Regions from separate parts of the Homo sapiens genome. Here region 1 is linked to region 2. Evidence: read pairs that join two places in POLR2A ChIA-PET (ENCODE). Cell type or tissue: IMR-90. All regions are shown on one strand.

Evidence for each region. ChIA-PET counts read pairs that join two places held together with the same protein. Peaks named below come from ENCODE experiments on the same cell type or tissue, not always from the same donor. Only the 100,000 strongest peaks of a DNase experiment are listed, where the experiment ranks them.
Region 1: POLR2A ChIA-PET joins it to region 2 with 6 read pairs; 8 of 35 experiments call an interaction of 5 or more read pairs at or near these places.

The regions. Positions count from the first base shown.
Region 1 is chr9:106,937,111-106,942,110 of GRCh38, reverse strand. ZNF462 (zinc finger protein 462) reads right to left here. Exons shown (of 13, transcript NM_021224.6): 7 at 3,004-3,195. Among named protein-coding and RNA genes, the nearest start is that of ZNF462, 76 kb to the right of the region's middle. In IMR-90, no CTCF peak of the experiment used is centred here; no DNase peak of the experiment used is centred here.
Region 2 is chr9:106,882,656-106,887,655 of GRCh38, reverse strand. The region is part of intron 1 of ZNF462 (zinc finger protein 462); the gene reads right to left. Among named protein-coding and RNA genes, the nearest start is that of ZNF462, 22 kb to the right of the region's middle. In IMR-90, no CTCF peak of the experiment used is centred here; a DNase peak (open chromatin) is centred at 2,005.

The DNA.
Region 1 (5,000 bases), 54 kb before region 2:
GTTTTATGGATCTTGACTCCCCCCAGGCCTGCAACACATTTTTGGTTGGTGTGTTCACATTGTCCTGGCATCTGCAGTGTGGGAAACCTTAACTGTGAGCCAATAGCCCCACAGCTTCTCTCTATTAAAATGTGCAATTGGATTTCACATGAGTGTTTCAAACACCATTCAAGGCCTAATTTACAGGCTACTATCTAGCCCCACAGCTGTTTTTCCATCCTGTAGACTTAGCTGTTTCTAGGAATCCACCATCCGGCTCCTTAGCAAAGTCTTCCCACTTTGGGCCTGCCCAGCCACTCTTGGCCATGCAAAACTATACAAAATCTATAGTAAGGATTCAAGAAAATACTTACTGAATGAACAATTATTAACTACTCTTTCCACAGAATTATTCATTCATGTGAATAGCCTTCTTTTTGTTTACCTCATCTAATCAGCTTTTATGTCATCAAATTAATCACTGCTGATCCATTGATATAGGTCATTTATATACATTAAAAACAGTACAGGCCCAATGACTTTTGTGTACGGATCACTAAATAGTTACCACACAGAGCTTTCAGTTACTGTGTTCTTTCATAAGGATAAAAGTAAGAATCCCTTTTATATATTGCAAATTATTTCCCTGTGGCTAAACAAAAACAGAATATCTATGTTATAGAGAGAGCTACTCAACGTCACTTTGTCATATTTCTGTGACACCCACTCCTCCCCACAGTCCATCCTCCAAGAATCTGAAATCACTCCACAAATAGATTAGGCCTGAGGCTTAGGGTTATGGTTAGCTCAAATGTAAGCGCTAATAGTATCATCTAAACAGTTGATTTTAAGTTGTCGGAGGGCCAGAAAAATACTATACTCATTTCTGATTCTTCCGTGCATAGTACAGCCCTCAGAAGAGAGTACAGGCTCAAGAGTATAACTGAACTCAACTCTTCTCAGTCTATGCAGAGGATGATGATACATGCAGTGGGTGGGTTTAAAGGATTCCCTTGACCTCTGACTGAGACCCACCTTTCAAGGAAGACAGACAAAGGAAAAAGAAGGTATGACATTGAGAAAAATGTCCCAGCAAAAGCCTTTGCTAGCAATGGCACTGAGATGAATCTGTTTCATCCAAACAGCTCCACAAATGTAGCTTCCATGTCAGATGAAAACAATTAATTAAAAATCACATTAATACAGATCCTACAATTTGAGTCAAGTTAGATTTTGCCCTTCTGGTTGCAATATACCAACCTTTCCTGGTGAATAGAAGATTTCAGGTGAAAAGGGGACATTTTCTTTACCCTTCCACAGGTACTCTCACCCAGCCCTAGATGTGTGACTCTGAATTTTCCCAGAAGAGAAAAAAAAAACACTACAGGCTTCCTTCCCCATTTTAAACTACTACACAGTAGCTAAGGAGATTGTGTGGTCACTTCATTACAAGTCGTAGCCATCATAACAAGCCTTCTTTGTTAAACAGAAGTCCTTTAAGGCCGGGACACCAGTAAGGAGCTATAGTGTTGAACACTATAAATGATTTGCAAAGGAAAGACCACCAAGCTTCAAAAATTTTTTAAAAAGCAGCTTTTCATCTTAGGACTTACCATTTCATTTCCTCCTACAGGTGTCTGCTCACAGACCTCATGAATAAAGATTACTCATTTACTCTTTTGGTAATCTGAGAATTAGACCATGTTGACAAGTTGGGCTGTCAGATCATCAGGTTATCTGAAGAGTCTCTTGTTTTAAACACACACATTAAAAATAACCAAAATTCGTACTTGTTATAAATGGTCCCAAAGGCCAGAATTGCAACCAAAGGATGAAAAGTACAGAAATAAAACGGCCTTTTATTAAATTCCTACTATGTGTCAGAGGCTGTATTAGGTATTTTACAGGTGCGTATCTTTTCTCATTAATCTCTGAAGATAATCAGTTGAGGCAGATATCACTATACAATTTTACATACGGCTACAAGAAGCTAAGATTGCCCAGGGAAACGTGACCATCATCGAGAGAAGTGAGATTCAAACCCAAGCTTTTGTTCTGCTTTCTTTCCAGTCCACTAAGCTCCTCCCAAGAATGTAACAGTAGATCTTGGGAGACAGTCATTCCTTGACCTGGGAAGTACTCAAGCTGATGGTAGCTAACTGGCTCCCGCAGAAGGGATTCAAGAATTAGAAGGGGTTGGAAGAGAGCAGGTCTACCTCGAAGAATCTGCAGACTTCCTCTCCTTCTCTTCTAAGCAGCTGATTCTGCAATCATTTGAGGTGAGATGAGAAATCAAGCAGGTCTGCTTCCTGGTCTTATAAAAACAATAAACTATCCCTTTGCTTACTATGCCATATCTGCAGGCCCTAAGGTCTGGACTCTTTCTCTCCCCTACAGCTTTGGTCACATTGCTAGCGAGGAGACCCTCTCCCTGGCTTCCTGTATTTCTTCTGAAACTCCAAAACTAAACAGTAAAACTCTCCTCCCAACTCATGCCTCCTTAGCATCCTTTAGCTGTAAGAAATCCCTATGTCACCCCTAAGGTATCACGTGGCTCAGTCAGACACACTTCCCCACTCATTCACCCTTTGCACTCCTACTCTGAATTTTGTGTCATTAATGTACATACCTGTCTCCCCAAACATTTCGCAGCACATATTTTTAGAACAAGACAGGATATAAATAAAAACAAACAAATTGGCCTGGTACTGTATTCGCTTTCTTGCTTGAAACCACAGTGGAACGATCCAAAACTAATCCATCCCACTTGACAGGCTCTTTCCACTAGCAACACTCCCATGAGCACTGAATTCCATTTTCATCATGGCGTCACACAGATGCTCAACAAGTTCATTTCCCCTTCCCACTCCAACTTCCACACCATTTCAACTTTTTCATATTTCTTCCTTCACTTGAACCATCATGTTTTCACATAAGATTTTCCTCTAAAAAAAATGATTGGCAATGAATCCCAGCCCACCTCAACCCTGAGTGGTTAATTCCAGCTTGGAAGCCCATTTTTACCATTGGAGTCTTCCACTTCTTCAGCCGGGGTAGCTTTTTGGGAGGAGTGGTGGGAGTGTGAGGAGAGGAGACTGACGATCCGTGGCCTGGGGAGGGTCAGGGCTTTTCCGTGGACCTTGAGGGAGTGTTCCTTCAGCTGGCTGATTGTCATGGTGGAGAATGAGCACCAAGAACACTTGTAGGCATGCTCACCTGGAAGAGGATGGTGACAAGAAATAGAACAGGAAAAAGAGGGGAGAAGGGTATAAGGCCAGGGTGGAAACAAGATAACTCAGTTAACTCATGCTAGAGAAGCGCATCTCAAGCTTCATGTTCTATGAACGAACCTCACAGACCAACAACCTGCCACAACCACAGTACTCCTTTGGAGTTGAAACTCTTCCATGAGCTCCAGAATCTAGTGAACTGGTCCTTTTTCATTTTGGGCTCTGCTTACAGGAGTGAAGCTATGAATTAATTCCCCAATAGGAAGTCAAACCCAACTGCCCATGATACCTCCTTTAGAAAAATTTCCAATCCCTTTCCCTCCCTCTCTACACTAGAAATGACCATGTCAGGTTTCATTCAAGGTGGCCTTTTTGTCAGTCCCAGAAAATAACATGCTTAATTATTATTCCAAAGATCTATTAGTGGCTTTTTAATCACAAAGTCATTCAGTGCAAGCTCTGTTGTGCTATTCTATTCTGTACTTCCTTGCTAACTATACACATTCTCATCCCACATATATATATTTTTGGACCAGTTCATAAACCTCAGCATAGAACTCCATTTCCTTATCTAGTCAATAGCACAGAAATGGGTAAAAATAAGTCATTTCTCTAAGGAAGAGAGCTGTATATGTAAACATGGGGGTTTAGGGGGTACAGTGTGTGTGTTTATCTCCAATATTCTTCAATAAAGACTGCCTCTCAGTAAAAATAAGCACTACTTTTAAAATTAATTTTATGCCACTGAAATACAACACAGATCACCATGACCAAATTAAGTTAAAGTGTGATTTACCTTCGCCATATATTACCTGTTAAATTAATTACATTTTAAGAACTAAGAGTGTGAAGTGGGCAGGCTTAAATTGTTGGACATATATACACTGGTAAGATCAATTCAGAAAGCCATTTTGCTTTTAAGAACAATAGACTTAGAAATGCTCATGTTTCCAACCCAGTAACTCCATTTCAAAGAGTAATAAGAAGATATCCTTTAATAAATATAAAGTTTTACTTAGAAATATACATCATTTATGCTTGAAAAAGGTATGAAATAACCTAAATTTACAACCATAAGGAAAAGATTAAGTAAATCTGGGCATATCCTATTGATGATTTATTTTATTCAATTAAAATAAATTCTTGGAGTTTATAATAACATAAAAATAAAAGTAAATACAAAGGCTAAATATATATATTCAATTGCATTAGAATTACAACTATTAAAAATAATTACAGAGAAAATGACTGAAAGGAAATATATGAAATGTTAACAACAGTGGCGTTTAGATAACAAGATTATGAATGACTGTATTTCTTCTTTCATTTCCAAACTTTCTCTAATGAACATGTATTTTTAAAATTAATTTTTAAGGTGACATTTAAAACTCAGAGAAGAAAAAAGAGAAAACAGAATCATAAAGTTTTGTGGACCAGTGAAAATGAACAGAGGTGTGGTCTAAGGATTAAAAGTAAGAAAAACAGGTATTGGAAGATCATTCTTTGTCCCTACATTTCCGAGATTATTATTTTCCTGCCACCATGAAAATTACTAAATGGGTTCACATGTGAAGTGAGTATAGCATCCAAGTTCTGTAATTAAGCCTTCCTCTCACCACGGATGAATATATATATGACAATATATAGAATACTACTGCCCTCTTTATTCTATTTTTTCATTTTTTTCTTTTAATGCAAGCTTGGTTGTGTGAATATTGCTGGTGGCTGTGAGTTGCACGACCTGAGAGAGAATTCAAATCCAGATGTTTGGGTTAGCACACATTACCTTTT
Region 2 (5,000 bases):
CAATGTGGGTTTAGCTTTCAAGATCCAGAGGGTGTTTGTGCTACTAAACAACTTCGTTACCTTGAGCAAGTCCCTTAAATATTCTTGGATTCGACTTCTCTGGCTATAAGATAACATTAAAAAAATAACCTCAAAGGTTCCTTCTAGTTTTATTGTAATAAGTAGGAAACCTGTCAGGAAGTATCTTGGAATACTGATGGTCAGGGAACCAAGGTTCCAGTTGGGCTCTGTATTATCCTGGGCAAATTATGACCTTTGTGAAACTGTTTTTATACTTCCATTTACGGAGGGAGAGGATTTAGTAGATGGCCTAGGAGGATGTAGGCAAGGAAAAGCCAGCTGTGGATAACATGTAAGAACAACATGTTAGAAGGTGGTGGTGAAACAGATGAATGACTCCTCAGCCTTATCAGGGTTAGACAATACCAACAATGCAGAAAGACAGCTCTTCATGATAGGTTATAAAACTTATGGTGAAAACCTTATCATTCGTTCAAACTGCTACTCAACAACTTAGTTACCCTGGATAAATCACCTGGACAAGCTATTCTGAATGAGATTCTCTGCCCTTGACTAAATATTCTCTTTTTTGTTTGAAAACATTTGGAAATAGGATGTCTTCATGAACACCAAGGGAGAAAGTGTTTTGGTAAAGAGTAAGGCTGTAATTTTAAGTCACATAATTGTAAGGGACAGCAAGTATAGGGAAGTGCCACCGCCTGTCATTTACCCTCTCCCGCCTATTGCAGACTTCTCTGCTTGATCTCCACACTCTTTTCCAACAAGCCTAGACAAGGCACAGAATCCTCAAAGTGAAGCTCCAGGCATTCTCCACCAATCAATCAAAATTGGCACGAGAAATAGAAGCTATCTGCCAACACTGTTGTAGTGGAATAAGCATGGATCACCAGGGCAGAAAACTGATATTCCATTTCAGGCTTCCTTAACTAACTTCCTACATTGTGGACTTTGGACACATCATTTCAGCCTTTCCAGAGCTGTAAAATGAAGGGGTTAAGTGGGATGATTTCCTAGGTCCATATAACCAGTTTCTTCACATTGACTGCGGATGACAGGAGCTCCTTCCTTTTCAGACCCTATCTCTTCTATTTTTTTTGTAGCTGACATTGTTGTATATTTGAGGATGTGGATTTCAAATGTGCTCACAGCCTATGTCTGGATCCTCAGGGTGGCATCCTGGCATTTTATTTTTAAAACCAGGATCTACTACATTGCCAACATGCAGTGGCTTGAATCCTGAGAGTTGGATACCCTTGAGTCATTATCAACTTTCGAAATAGGCAGCACATTCACACAGCTAACAGAAAGACACTTCAAACTTTAAAATAATTTTGGATCTACATAAACATACCCAAGTCATGAAAAGACAGAGAAAGTTTAAAGAGCGGTCCAGTGAGGTAACAATCCCAGCCACCTTCTTAACCACCCCACCCCTACTTTTCTTTTTTACTAAGTCAGTAGTGCTCAATGAGTCATTATGTGGCTACCACCTATCAGGCTAAGGCCAACAAACCCACTTCTTGGGTATGAGTTACCTCTTGATTATTATTTAATAAAATACAAACTGTTCTAGTTTGTTATTTTATTTAAAATAGGCATCACACATTTTTTTAAGGCTACCTTGAGCATACGTTACCTTTTCCTGGGGAAAACAAAAAGTCCCGTCTATCTAGATGAGGAAATATCCAAAGAGCAAATAATTATCAGAACATGACTCTCTCTGGCATCCTCCCCTTCTCTCCAAGTGGTTTATGTGATGACAGGGAATAGGGATAGAGGAACTGGAAACTCTTAAGAATCAGGTGGGCTCCAAAACATCAAGCAGTCCTCAACATCAGTCCCATGTGCAAGATAGCCACTTCAAGTTGTCCTTGTTCTAAAGTCTTGATGGTAGCATGAGCTCTGCACCATACGCCTAAAGGGTGACCTAATGCTGAGTTCTGCTGGGGCAGCTGGAACTGGACAGGATTGTTTGCCACGGTGATCTGAGTCACTTTTCAGCAACATCTCAGGGTTAACAAGATCACATGTTCAGCTGCTACTTAAAGTCTTGGAGGCACTTCAACCTCTTAACTTGGGTAAGCATTAGGAACCTAGTAGGTAGTGTCCAACTCCTCAAAATAACTTTAAAGAGACTATACTCCCTTTCTTGAACCTTCTAAGCATGGCAAGGACACAACCAAGAACCACAGGTTCTTGGGCCATGACTGCTGCTTTCTGTTACTAAAAAATTACTGTCAACCAGACAAGTTTTCTCAAATTATTTTCTTTTTCTACTCAATTGTTTCTTCTCTTCTACTTCTAAAACAACATTCTTTTCATTCCCATGAGGCTCTTAAAGTTAGAAGGAAAGTGAAGATTAAATTCTCTTAACAACATTTATTCTAGAGGCACTTCCTTTAATGTATATGGAGAGTTTAATGGTAGTAGTGATAGTTGTTTTAGGAGTAGACAACATGTAAAGAAAATAAATAAATTCCTTGCATTTTCTTGGGAAGCTGAAGTGTCTGACCTGCCAAATTTTGCAACAGGGCCATTTTCCTTTTTATTGAGATTAAAGCAGAAATCTCTCTAGAAAGGTTATGTTGAACACATACATTGCTTTGAAGCAGAATCTTAACCTCTCCAAGTTACTTCTTATCTTTTGAAGAAACATCTACTGAGCTGGCTCAGTCATTCACTAATAAGCATTGATGATCAACTACACATCAGGCATACTATTAGACCCTAGACCGTGTTGATCCTCTAGCCAACGTTACTCTAATTTACAACTAGGTCAGTTAGCAGTGGCCCAATATCAGAAGCAACAGCTTCAAACCAGGCCAGGCAGGAAGCCATATGGAACAAGTCCTCGGTCAACAAGTGCATCTCTTATTGTCAATAGAAAAAACAAACAAACAAACAAAAAAACCAAAAATGTACTTGGGTGAATTCACAGCAATTTCTTTGTATACAGAAATCAACATAATGTGTTTCCTTTGTTTCTGCCAAATATATTAATATGAAAAAATTGCATCCAATTTAACTGATGAATGACAGATATTCTGTTTCCACTGCCTCCATGGTGGGAGGAAGGGGACAGGGCAGAGGTGGATGGTGGTGGTTGCAGTATGTAGCCTGTCACCGAGATGACATTTCCCAAACCTAAATCACTCAGTATCCAGTAACCACAGTAGTGAGTAAATCACTCAGTATACAGTACCCTTAAGGTGCTCTGAAGGTACTAAATTCCTAGAGAAGAAAAGACGAAAGCCTATTCCATAGCTCAAATTATTAGCAGCCACAAATATCAAGTTCTGACAGCAACTCTTTTCCTTTTCCTACTTCCTGCATGTCAACTCTTCAAGCACAGTGGCTGCTTCTTCCTCCCTTCCTTAATGATACCAAGACCAGTGGCTCCCAAACCTGGCTTCTAAGAATAAACATTCTAGGCTCCTACCCTAGACCTAATGAATTCCTCTCCTGTGGTAGAACCTGAAAGTCTATTTTTAATAAATCCCTTTTTGTTTCTAAGTTCTCAGAATAATTCTGAAGATCAGCCTGGTTTAGGAATCACTGCTGCATACCACAAGTTTATGGTGATTTAGAAAGAAAACTTTTTAAAAGGGAGCTGTCCACCCTTCCCCCACCATATATACACACTTGTGGTTGCTTAAACATTTTTTTATGAGCAATGAAGACAGCATAACAGCTTCCTCTATTGCCACCCAAATATCCAGCAATTAGCAGACTAGACCTACAGATTCTTCACATTCTGAAGCTGTTAAAACAAACACTTGTGTGCCTGGTGTAGAGTTTGCTCACCAGCCCCCATGACTTGCGTAGGCTCCCCTGTCCATCTAAATGAACAAGCCAGGGCTGCTGATTCCAGGTAGAAGGATAAATAAGCCAAAGGAGCCTCAATCTTAGCTTTGAACCGCATCCAAACTTCAGAGGAAAAGATTTACTAATCCCCTGTTTACAATACAAAAATAATAACACAAAAACAAAATCACCTGCCATTAGCCAACTCTAATCTAATCTTTCCTTGCAGTAATAATTTTACTTAGGGTACTTCAACACTAACCTTGGCCTAGCATTCACTGAAAAATGAACTAATGACGCAGGCCTTATGTATACGGTATTCTGGGGAAAATGCAACTCCTTAGAATGAACTGGGATAAAATGTGAGGATTAAAATCAGAATTACCAAACAGGATCATGAGGAGAAAAGTCTTTTCATTTTCCATCCGCACACTATTCTGCCTTCACTGGGCCAGCATTAATATGGTCTCTGCTTTAGAAAGGCTTTGACTTTCCCGCTATTATCCTAGTCTTGCTTTAACACATACTTTATATTAGAATGCGTTCCAGGAAGCATATGGCATTAGAACTAGGTCAACCATTAACCAAATAACAGGAAACTGCTCTGCAGCGCACACCCTTCAAAAGCTTGCTTAATGAGCTGGCTCTTCAGAATATGTCCTTCAGTGAGGTTGGGACTAACAGGACCCATGGGTTTCTTTAATACTGCAAGGTCACCTAATACCTAGAAGGCTTCTGCACATAGTAGACTTTCAATGATCTAAATCATTCCATTGAAATGTTCAAGAACTAAAGTCAAAGGTGAAGAAGGATGTTTTCTGAATCTGCTTGACCATCTTCAAAGAACATGACTATCATCCTGGTTCCGTTGCTTCATCCTTCCAATTTTGTTAAATTGATAGGAAACACTACATACTCATCATTTTTTTCCATAACGTTTTTCCCTATATTCCTTGAGGCTTCCATACCACCAATTTACCCTACAAAATACATGCCACCATCCATTTAGACTTAATAGGTCAAAGAAAGTCTTGGAAAAAGACCTGTCTTCCTCTTTCACATAAAACCGCAAATGAGTTTCCTCCAGAACCAATGGCCTTGAATCACTGAATATTCGAGTTTGAATTTTTCTTATCCAATGTTTCAGACTCAATTCTATGAAATTTAACTCTATA